2 separate regions of the Homo sapiens genome follow, and region 1 is linked to region 2. A link is a contact called in ENCODE Hi-C or POLR2A ChIA-PET data. All regions are on one chromosome and are shown on one strand. The core of a region is the stretch at or near the end of the contact, and the rest is flanking DNA. Distances in the headings are between cores, read along the strand shown. Region 1 has its middle 14 kb from the start of GPX3. Region 2 has its middle 23 kb from the start of SMIM3.

Region 1 (5,205 bases), core at 529-3,028, 200 kb after region 2:
GTGAAAAAGGAGGAATCTGAAGAGATCAAAACTAGAGAAAGAAAACTGAGTCAGAGTGGTGAAGACTGTGAGTAGCAAGGCAAGGAGATCCCGCTGTATTTTGTATTCAGGTGAAACCAACTGAAGATAATGACATCATGTGTGCTTTATGAGGATTAATTTGGTGCATTGCCTAAGAGAACAAGGAGACTAGTTAGGGGCTTGTTAAAATAGTCCTGGCCAAAGATAACTAGCGAAGGAATGAGAACCAGAAGACATTACAGAGATAAAATCCACAAGATCTTATTAGATGCTGGGGAAAGAGGAAAGAATTGTGATTAAGATTTTCATGTTTGGGCAACCAGGAGAATGTGAGTGTGTACACCAGGAGAGGGGCTGGACAGAAGGGAGAGGCGAGTTCACTTTTCTTTTATGAGCTGGAAGGACCACAGGGACCTTTGAGTGGAGATGTTTAGAGGAGAGTTAGAAACAGGAAGCTGGTGATTTAGACATAGTACCTGAGAATCAGAAGAAACCCAGGGCCGGGTGTGGTGTCTCACGCCTGTAATCCTAGCACTTTGGGAGGCCAAGATGGGAGGGCTGCTTGAGGCCAGGAGTTCAAGACCAGCCTGGTCAACATAGTAAGACCCTCTCTATATAGAATAAAATAAAATTTAAAAAAAGAAGAAGGCTGGGTGCAGTGGCTCACACCTGTAATCCCAGCACTTTAGGAGGCCGAGGCGGTGGATCACCTGAGGTCAGGAGTTCAAGACCAGCCTGATCAACGTGGTGAAACCCCGTCTCTACTAAAAATACAAAAATTAGCTGGGTGTAGTGGCAGGTGTCTGTAATCCCACCTACTCAGGAGGCTGAGGCAGGAGAATCACTTGAACCCAAGAGACAGTGAGCCAAGATTGCGCCATTGCATTCCAACCTGGGTGACAGAACGAGACTCTGTCTCAAAAAAATAAAAAATAAATAAAAAGAAGAAGAAATGACCAAGGGAGCTGGCCAGGGAAAAACCTACACTTAAGATTCAGCAAGGCATGTTAGACCCTGATAACCTGCAATTCCACAGCCAGGTTTCTATCCCAGAGAAACAAAATCACACGTGCACAAGAGAGCGTATGAAAGTTCACAGCAGCATTGTCTGTCTTGGTGAAAGCCTGGGTCAGGGAGGAGCAGGCAAATAAACCATTAAACATCCACATTGTGCAATAGTTACCAATTAAGTAGATCAAAGGTATTGACATGGACAGATCTTCAGAACATACAGTGGATGAGAAAAACAACATGTAGTGCAATAATAATGTATAAAACATTACTTATGAAAAAAGAAGAAAAGCCAAACAATCCTGTCACATATATATTTTAAATGATGTATGTGTAGGCATAGAGAAAATTCTGGAAAGCTAAATCCATGCTAATTGTGATAAAGGGGAGGAGTTGGGACAAACATGAAGAGCAGAAGGGGTTAAATGGGGTTTTAGCATAGTTGTCAGGTTTTAATTTTATAAGAAAAATGTAATCATCTGTTACTTATGTGAATAAAAATTCTCAAAATATTTTTAAAAAGAAAGATTCAATGGGAAGAGGAAGCAATGGAATAGACAGGAATACATTCCTAGACTCTAGGTAGGACACTGTTACTGGGAACACTGGGAGAAGTTTCTGGAATGCAAGGTGGAAAAAGGATCCACTGCACTCAGCAACGCTGCAGAGACAGCAGCCAGCAGGATGAGTCCTGTGAGCTCAGCTGGTTGTCAACACCTTTCACTTACAGCCACTAGCTCCTGTGTCCTTGAAAAGTCGCCATGTCCCACCACTGCCCTTGAATGAGATGGAGACTTTCTGTTCTTTTTTGAGTTGTAAACATCCAAAAGCATTTCATCAATTTCTTGTATTTAGACATTCCCTTCCTTTCCCAGAAATTCCACAGTGATATTCTCAGTGTTCTCTTTCCAGTCCTTCAAGCTGTGTATGAAATCTACTTCTTCCCAGTCCAGCTCCAGCAAATACCTGCCTCCTCTCTTGTTCTCCATTCAAAAAACTTCCAATTTGAGGTCATTTTTAAGAGCATTACTGTGGTGGTGGCGGTGGTGGAGTTTATAGAATTTCTCATGGGACCCACAGCATGGATGTGGCTAACACTGACTGAGCACACAAAGGTGCAGGCACTGTGCTAACTTCATAGGAAGTATCTCGGTTAATCCTTTCAGCAACCCCAGTAGGTCAGTACTATTATAACCTCCAAGGTCTTTCTTTCACAGCTGGGACTTAGTGTGGCTGAGCGACCTAAGGAGGTAAGTGGCAGTAAGCTTGTGGTGGGTGACTCTGTGTTTGTCTCACTATGTGAGTTTGTCCTAAGTGATCAATAGGGGTGGGGACTGGACTAGAAACAAGGTCTCAGGTATGCAGGGGTGTTCAGTTTACCAAATGCCTTTATGACCATTAATTCATTTGATGTCACCACAGTGCTTTAATGACATGGGTCATTAGGGAAAATAATGAGATGAGTCAAGCTTTGTAATTCCCTTAAAGTGGTCAAGTCTGGGTTAAGGGCTTTTAGGGCACATTAACTCACTATGTCGTCTTGAGCAACTCTGCAAGGGGTGGGAGCAGAGGGGGCCCCCTTTGGCCCAGCTCTCTACAAATCATCTAGTTCCTAGCAGCCACTCCTCCTGGTCTGCAAATTCTTGGCGAGGCACCCTCCTGCTCTCCAAACCCACCCATTCCAGGCGATCCCTTAAGTGGCAGAGGAGCCAGGTTCCTGGGGTTAATAAGCAGGCTGTTTATAGCCAGCAGCAGTCACGGGACAGCCAGCTGGAAGGTCATGCCCCTTCTGAATGTTGAGGTTTCTCATAAACATTTCCCCAGTGAGCCTTCTGGGAGATGAGGATGACTCTGGGCCCATTGCCCTTGCTGGGGCAGAGCGCCAAGGCCCCATACTCACTTTCTTCTCCTTTCTCCCGAATCTGGCTCTCTTCCTCTTTCCTCCTTCCTCTCCTACTCTGCTGTCATTCCTTCCCTTTCTTCAGTGGAAAGAGGACACGTTTCACAGTAGACACACAGGATAACTCAACCTTCTGAGCCTCAGTTTCCTCCTGCGTAAATGGGGTAATAATGGGACCTTCATCTCAGGATGTAAGGGAAAGTGCTTAGCACTGTGTTAGGCACGCACAGTGGACATTTAAAACATATTGGTCATGTCTTTCCCCCTCCACCCTATCCTTTTGCCCTAATCCTGGCCACTGCCCTGTTTTCTTTCTATTTTCCTGCTCCAGCCCTGCTCCCATTTCCACCCTGGGCACTTCCACCCCACTGATTGTGCTGCTGCTGCCTGGGAGGGTAGACGAAGAAGCCAGGCTTCATTCAGAGGAGGGCTGACCACCGCAGGGCCCGCCTGGCCTTGGCACTTCCCCATGAGACCGCACCCTAGGCCTCTCTGCTTTTAGTAAATAGCCCATGGGAACAGGGGGTGGAGGGAGGATGTAGAATGGGAGAGGCCAAGACATTTTAACCTTTGGCTTCTATTTGCCCTTAATCTGGCTCTTCCAATGGCTTAATGATCAGAGATCATTGTGTAAATTGCTGTGTGACTTTGGGCAAGTCCCCTTCACTCTCTGAGCTTCAGTGAAGTGTGGGAAGGAAGTGAAGAGCAGAAGTTGGGTAGAAGTGCAGGTCCTGGAACCAGACCATCTCCACCACTTGCTAGCTTGGAGTACATAACTCCTCTGTGCCTCAGTTTCCTCAACTATAAAATGCAATTTATAGTATACCTAATTTATAAAAGCACTTTTAAAAGTGCTTAGAATAGCGCCTAGCCCATAGTTGGTACTAAATTAATCTCAGCTATTATATGCAAATGGAGAGGTAGAACAGGGGTATGTGTGCATGAGAGGAGAGCTGGACCTTCTCTGAGGGTATTCTAAAGTCCTGAAAACCCACATTCCTCCTTTTTGGATAAGAAGAAGACAGAACCTTGAACACAAAGTACTTCTCCCAAGGAGACCATAGGAAACTTGTCAAAGACTTTTAAAGCCAGATGGACCCCTTAGAGGTCATCTGGTCTAACTTGTCATGCTACAGTAAGAACAGGGTGGACCAGAGAGATTCGGACTTATCTGGGACCACAGAGCTTTTGACGAGTTATAGAATTGCAGGTGGTGCATTGCAGGGAAGGGAGGCACTTTAAGAGGACAGTGGGATGGGCTGCCAGAGGGCTGGTGGGATGCTAGAGGTCAGATTCCCAGGCTCCATGACCTCCAGGATTCTTAGTTCAGGCACTTACCCCATAACTAAAGCACTGATGTCACCACCGGCATCTTTAATAATTATAACCATGTAATGAGGAGGGACTATATCCCAAGCACTGCACCAGACGCTTTCACATGCATTACTTACTCCATACAAAATCCCCTTGGCAAATGAGGAAACACGCCTTGCCCAAGCTGCAACAATTACAAAGGGGCAGAGCTGGGCTTTGAATCCCGGTCTCTCTGATGCCAAAACCAGGGTTCTCATGCAACACTCTTTTCATGTTTCCCAGAGCCTAGTTTGAGGCTTGAGCCTCAATAAATAAGGATCTTGTATTTGTCTCACTGGGCTGGCCAAGCAGATCTTGTATTTGTCTGACTGGGCTGGCCAAGCGATAACACTAATGAATCAGCCTGGGTCCCAGTCACCTTTCCAGCCCTTTCCACCCTGACCCACAAGCCATGATGAGAGACCAGACCCTGTGTAGGAAATCTTTCTTCCAGGGGCCCTGCCTCTGTGTTATCTGTCCCCACTGTCAATGGGAGAAGCAGTGGCTGCTTTCGGAACAGGCAGGGGAGGAGGGCTTAGAGCCTGGGGTGACGCTTCTGGCTGCTGGGCCTGACCTCCCCAGACTTTAGCCAGGGCCCTGACTTGAATGGGAGGAGCATGAACAAACAGAAAGTTGTAGGAGAAGCAAGAAACCAGGTAAGGTGAAAAAAACTTTTCCCCTCCAAAAATACGAAGTTTATAGTTGATGTGAATTTGTCAACTTAATATAGTGTAAGAAGCATAAGGTTTAATACGGTCTTCCTCGCCATGATGGCAGGAAGCACATCTGTTGTATTCACTACCACATGCTTAGTGCCCCACCCAAGGCCTGTCTAGAGTCAGTGCTCAATAAATAAACATGGAAAATGAATGAAAAAAAAAAATGGAGGGACATAAGGAAGAGCACTGAAACATCAGTCA
Region 2 (5,309 bases), core at 994-3,493:
GCGCCACTGCACTCCAGCCTGGGCAATAGAGCGAGACTCTGGCTCTAAATAAATAAATAAATAAATAAAGCAAGCATGTTTAATTTCCATTTGCCAGAGTATACCTTAATTGATCCAGATGGAAGAAAAATCTATTAATTCCTATCAATTATTATCCTAGCAATTCAACTTCTAAGTCCATCATGTGATCCAGTATTACAGAAGAAGAAGTCTGTTAATGGGAGGCAGATGGTCTTCTAGCAATAGAGATGGCAAGGAACTGGTGGCCTCAAGGAGAGCTCAGAGAGGTCTACTGGTGGCGACAGAATGAGAACTTTGCTTATAGTATTGCTGAAACAATACTATAAGAATAATGAACACTCTGGGATGCCAACACAGGCGGATCACTTGAGGTCAGGAATTAGAGATCAGCCTGGCCAGTATGGTGAAACCCTGTCTCTACTAAAAAAACAAACAAACAAAAAGTGAGATAGTTGAGTTAGAAAATGTATAGTGTTTTGTTGGCCTCTTTGAAAAATAAGCGGTCTGATAATATGTAACAAAGTTTAAAAATTGTATCTATTGAAATTAGTGCTTATATTAGTTGTGTGAGATGATTTACATTTAAAAATGTAAAGAATATATGTGTGCTTATAGGTAAGAACAATACATGAACATATTTTCCATCTGCTCCCAATACGTGTCAGTTCATCTTTCTACATTTAACATTTACTGAAGGTAGCAGAAGTAACGTTTTGGAAGAAAAGGATGTTTGGTAAATCAGAACACTATTTCTTGCAATAACTAAAGATCATTAATAACATTTCTTCCAAACTTCCCCCTCCCCAACTCCAACTCCAGAAATAACCAACTAGTTTGATAATTACTAGAAGAAAAAAAGAGAAACAATTGTAATATTTATACAGACATAAAGGAATGGTCTGGTAAATATGGTACAAACAATGAAATAAAACACGGCAACTGAGCACTATCTATTATATTGGTAGTTAACAAAAAGCAAAATACAAAATTGCACCTTCTCAACACCAAAAAAATTGCAGATTTTGCCATTACTTTTAGAATGGTAAAAACTGCATTACTTTTGCACCAACCCAAAACAATTATCTATAATAAAGTCATGAATATATATATTGTCAATTTGTCACTAATAAAATTATTTTGGTGGTATTTTGTTCCATTTCTTCTTACAGGGGTAATTTTTTCTGTTATACCTCAAATGTAACTGGCTTAAACTGATTTCTTTTTTCAACCAAATATGTGTCTTTGGAAACAAACATTCTAATGGCATGCCTCTATACATATCTACCTAGTTCAAGGGAATGCAGTTTGGGAGACTGTGTGTACATGTGTGCACACTCCTGTGCGTACATGTTAAAGTGTAACGTGATCCACCTGAAATGTACATGCAGCTGTTTATATCATGTAGCCATCCATTTCATGATAAATATGTTTGGAAATAAATTTGTAGTACTACCTCCCAACAGCAAATCTTATTTCCTTTTAGTTTCAGTAATAGTATTTAGTATTAGTTGTCACTAATAAGGATTATTTTTAATTTGCAGATGGAAAGCTTCTTCCTTTCCATCCATAAATCGAGTGTTTCTTCTCAAAGGCAATGGTTCTCAAACTTTAGTATGCAACAGAATCACCTGAGGAGCTTTTCTTTTTTTGAGATGGAGTCTCGCTCTGTCGCCCAGGCTGGAGGGCAGTGGCGCGATCTCTGCTCACTGCAAGCTCCGCCTCCCGGGTTCAGGCCATTCTCCTGCCTCACCCTCCCGAGTAGCTGGGACTACAGGCACCCGCCACCACTCAAAATCCTGGTCCTTATCTGCAAAGATTCTATTTCAGTGGGCCTATGACGGAGCCAAGAATTCTGCATTTTTAAGGCAACTTGCTGTCCTTTGAGAAACATTGCACTGAAGTATTTGGGAACTTTGTTTCACTGTGATAGCTGTCTGGGACTTAAATCTTCCGCCAAAGGAAAACCTGGAAAATTTTGTGATTGAGCAAGCAAATCAAGCCCATGCGTAGTAGTAGACTGGGAACCGGTGGGTGTGAGACCCAGGCTCTATGTGGCCTACACTCTTCTGAACTCTTCTGAGTCTTGATTCCTGGTCTGTGAAGTGTGCAGTGTATCCGAATTAAATGAGAAAATCATTCCGTGCTTTTAGGGTGAGTTTGAATAACTTTTAGGCAGTCCACCAGATGGCGATATAACTTTTTTTTCAAATGGAGTGGTTAGCCTGCCGAAGTTGTGAGAGTCAGTCCTACAACATTCCTAGCAGATCAAGATTTTATGTTCCCAGTTCTGGCTTCAGAGACTGTAGCGATAACACAGGGCTCATGCAGTCCAACATCCCGTATAATACAGGTTGCCAGTTGTTGCCTTTTCAGTATTTCTCCTGTGTGATCCTGGACTGCTTGTGTCAGATTCACACAGGAGCATTTGCTTACAAATGCAGCTTCCAGGGCCCTGCTTCAGACGTACTGACCGAGAATCTCTGGAACTGGTTCTTCAGTATCTGCTTTGCAAAAACAATCCGTAAGTGCTCAACAAACAGGTTAAAGTCTGAGAGCCACGTGCCAGTGAAAAGGAGGTTCACGTCTTGCTGAAGCCACCCCTTATTAGCTGTTTTGTTAGAATTCCTCCCTCGGTGAGAGTGGGATTAAGGATTCAGGGATGCTAGTTCTGCCCTCTTGAGGCCACACTGAAGAGATCAACTTCCTTTTTCTTGGGAAATGTCTGAACATTTTGAAGGTCGCTAATCATGACTTACCTCACCTCCGCCCCTATCTTCTCTGGGGGTGGGGAAGAAGTCATACTTTGCATTACAGGTTGGCTGTCATCCTCCTTCCCTTTCCAGGAACACTATAACCAGAGACTAAGAGCGAGGACCTTCACTATTTCTTAGCTTTGTGATCGTGAGCAAATAACATAAACTCTTTGAGCCTCAATTTCCTCTTCTGTAAAATACGAGTGAAAATAATTATACCTACTTCAAAGGATTGTTATGATTATTACATGGGGTGATGAATGCAAAGTGAAAAGGTAAAATATAGCAAAATGTGATCTATTATTAACAATAATGAGCTTCAGTTTCTACATCTGTAAAATGGTGATGATAACTACTAGAGCATGGGGAGAATTAAATGAGGTAATATAAGTAAGGTAGTTGGTTAATGTCTGACTTAGAAGAGGCTCTCAATAGTAGTAATTATAAGATGGCCAATAATGTAAAAACACCAATGGTCTATGCCCCTAATGATGTGGGATTTTAAAAATCACTGAAGTAATGAGATTAGCAATTTCCTTACTGTTATCCTGTAGGATCAGCCTTAGAACAAGTATAAAACTTGTATCTCTTCTATACTAAGTTCCTTTTAGAAAATGTTTCTTAATGAATCCACAATTATTTAATAAAACACAAAGTATTCAATTTTTAAGTATTAATTCCTCACAGAAATTGCTTTCTAAAGTTTTAAGGGTGCAAAAAACATTAAAAATCTTTCAGTAAGCTAAAACTTTAATTAGGCCCTTATATAATTCTTGCTAAAGAGAGAGAATGGAACTGAGACTGTGAAATGAAATGACAATGATAATATTTCCTTTGAAATTTTTAAGGCCAAGTTGCATTAATGCAACTTTGAAATTGTTCCAATCACACAAGGTATTTAATTAAAGCAAATGAAAGGCTCTTCAATTCCCATAAAGATTTACATGGTAGGAAAAATGTTTCTGTTTTAGCAGGTCTATAACATCATTTTTAAAAATTACAAAAATTATTGTATCTACTTTTAAAGCTGGACAGCAATAGTTATAGAGAGAATCATTTAATTTTAGAGTCAAGCAGACCAAATTCCCATCTGGCTCCACCAGCGTGTTCCCTTTAGAAAGTAACATTTAAGAGTTTCATTGCCCTTGTTTGTAAAAAAGGGGATCATATTTGCCTCCACAGTGCCGCTGAGGGGTTTAAACAAGGTGCTGAATCTAGAACACTTACAGAGAGCCTGTAATAAGTACTCAGTGCTTAAATGTTACCTAAAAACAAAGGAAGATCATTAGCACTACCGTAAAAAATTATATATGGGTGGGGCACATTGGCTTGATTGGTTTCGCTATATGGGTTTCAACCAAACGTCTTGGGGAAAAATTCGGAAGGCAATAAAAGGAAAGTGGAAAGGACAAAGAGGATTGGAGTTGGGGAGGGTAAGAGACAGTTATAAGTCTGAGGAAAAATTAGGAAATAGCATAGAATTCTAATTCAAATAACTTAATTACCCTTGTATTTATATTTTTTCTTAAAGTTGTTTTACTTTAGTGAGCAGTCTTTCTTCTCAGATTGTGTCTTAGCATATTAATGAAAAAAACAGATGATAATATTACTGTACAATAAGAGTTTAGCAGTGATTGAAATTCAGTGTCAATGAAGACACAGGGCAATGGAGAGAAAAATCATAGATATGTCATGAAAACAGTTTTAGTAATTTTTCATTTCAACAACAAATTTCATAATAATGATATAAGTACATTCTTTATTTTATATATATATATGTTCTTTTTATAGAGATGGGGTCTCACTGTGTTGACCAGGCTGGTCTTGAACTCCTGGTCTCAAGCAATCCTCCCATCTTGGCCTCCCAAAGTGCTGGGATTACAGATGCGAACCACCATGCCTGGCCTCTGAATTTTAAAATAGTTATGAGTGCCTTTAGAATTTCTACTATTGGAGCCCTTTATGCTTCTATTTACCTTCAATCAAGATTTGCACCTCAGAAAACATAGTTACTTGTTGTTGTTGTTGTTGTTGTTAGGAAAAGTTCAGTATGAATGCTGTTGTCTCATTCTACATAGCAATTGTTTGGGTCATGTATAATAAAGAATTGATACCTACTCTAAAAATGAAGATATTTTGTGTTCTAGGAATTGAGTGGCACTTGGTCAAAGAATGATTTATGGAATCTCTGGGCATAAGGGGAATTGATTGCTCTTTAGTTTTTCTTTTCCACACTTAGTACTAAATTATTTTGAATTTATGGGAAGTTAAGCTAAGTGAACCACATCTTTCCATTTTGTTGCAAGGAGCTTATCACTTTCTAAACGGAGAACTATACTGTCTCGGAGTAATGGATTGAATAGTGGCCCCCCCAAAATTATGTCCACTTCCTAAATCGCAGAACCTGTGAATGTTACTTTGAAAAAAAAAGGGGGTCTTTGTAGATGTCATTAAGTTAAGGATCTCCAGATGGGGAGGTGATCCTGGATTATCTGAGTGGGTTCTAACCCAGTGACAAGAGTCCTTATAAAAGAC

What was found. Hi-C counts contacts between places; a loop is a spot of excess contacts on that map. ChIA-PET counts read pairs that join two places held with the same protein, here RNA polymerase II (POLR2A). Pooled maps may share reads with other maps.
Region 1: a loop to region 2 is called in a map of PC-3, with 6 times the contacts of the local background. The contact joins two enhancer-like sites. A Hi-C loop is called at or near these places in 2 of 168 maps with a recorded cell type or tissue (Caco-2 and PC-3) and 2 of 50 pooled maps. POLR2A ChIA-PET finds 5 or more read pairs at or near these places in 1 of 52 experiments (GM12878).

The regions. Positions count from the first base shown.
Region 1 is chr5:151,003,529-151,008,733 of GRCh38, forward strand. No RefSeq gene overlaps it. Among named protein-coding and RNA genes, the nearest start is that of GPX3, 14 kb to the right of the region's middle. Within about 2 kb of position 1,779, at least 24 of the 41 ENCODE cell types and tissues checked have a DNase peak (open chromatin) inside an H3K27ac peak, as active enhancers do.
Region 2 is chr5:150,799,033-150,804,341 of GRCh38, forward strand. No RefSeq gene overlaps it. Among named protein-coding and RNA genes, the nearest start is that of SMIM3, 23 kb to the left of the region's middle. Within about 2 kb of position 2,244, at least 11 of the 41 ENCODE cell types and tissues checked have a DNase peak (open chromatin) inside an H3K27ac peak, as active enhancers do.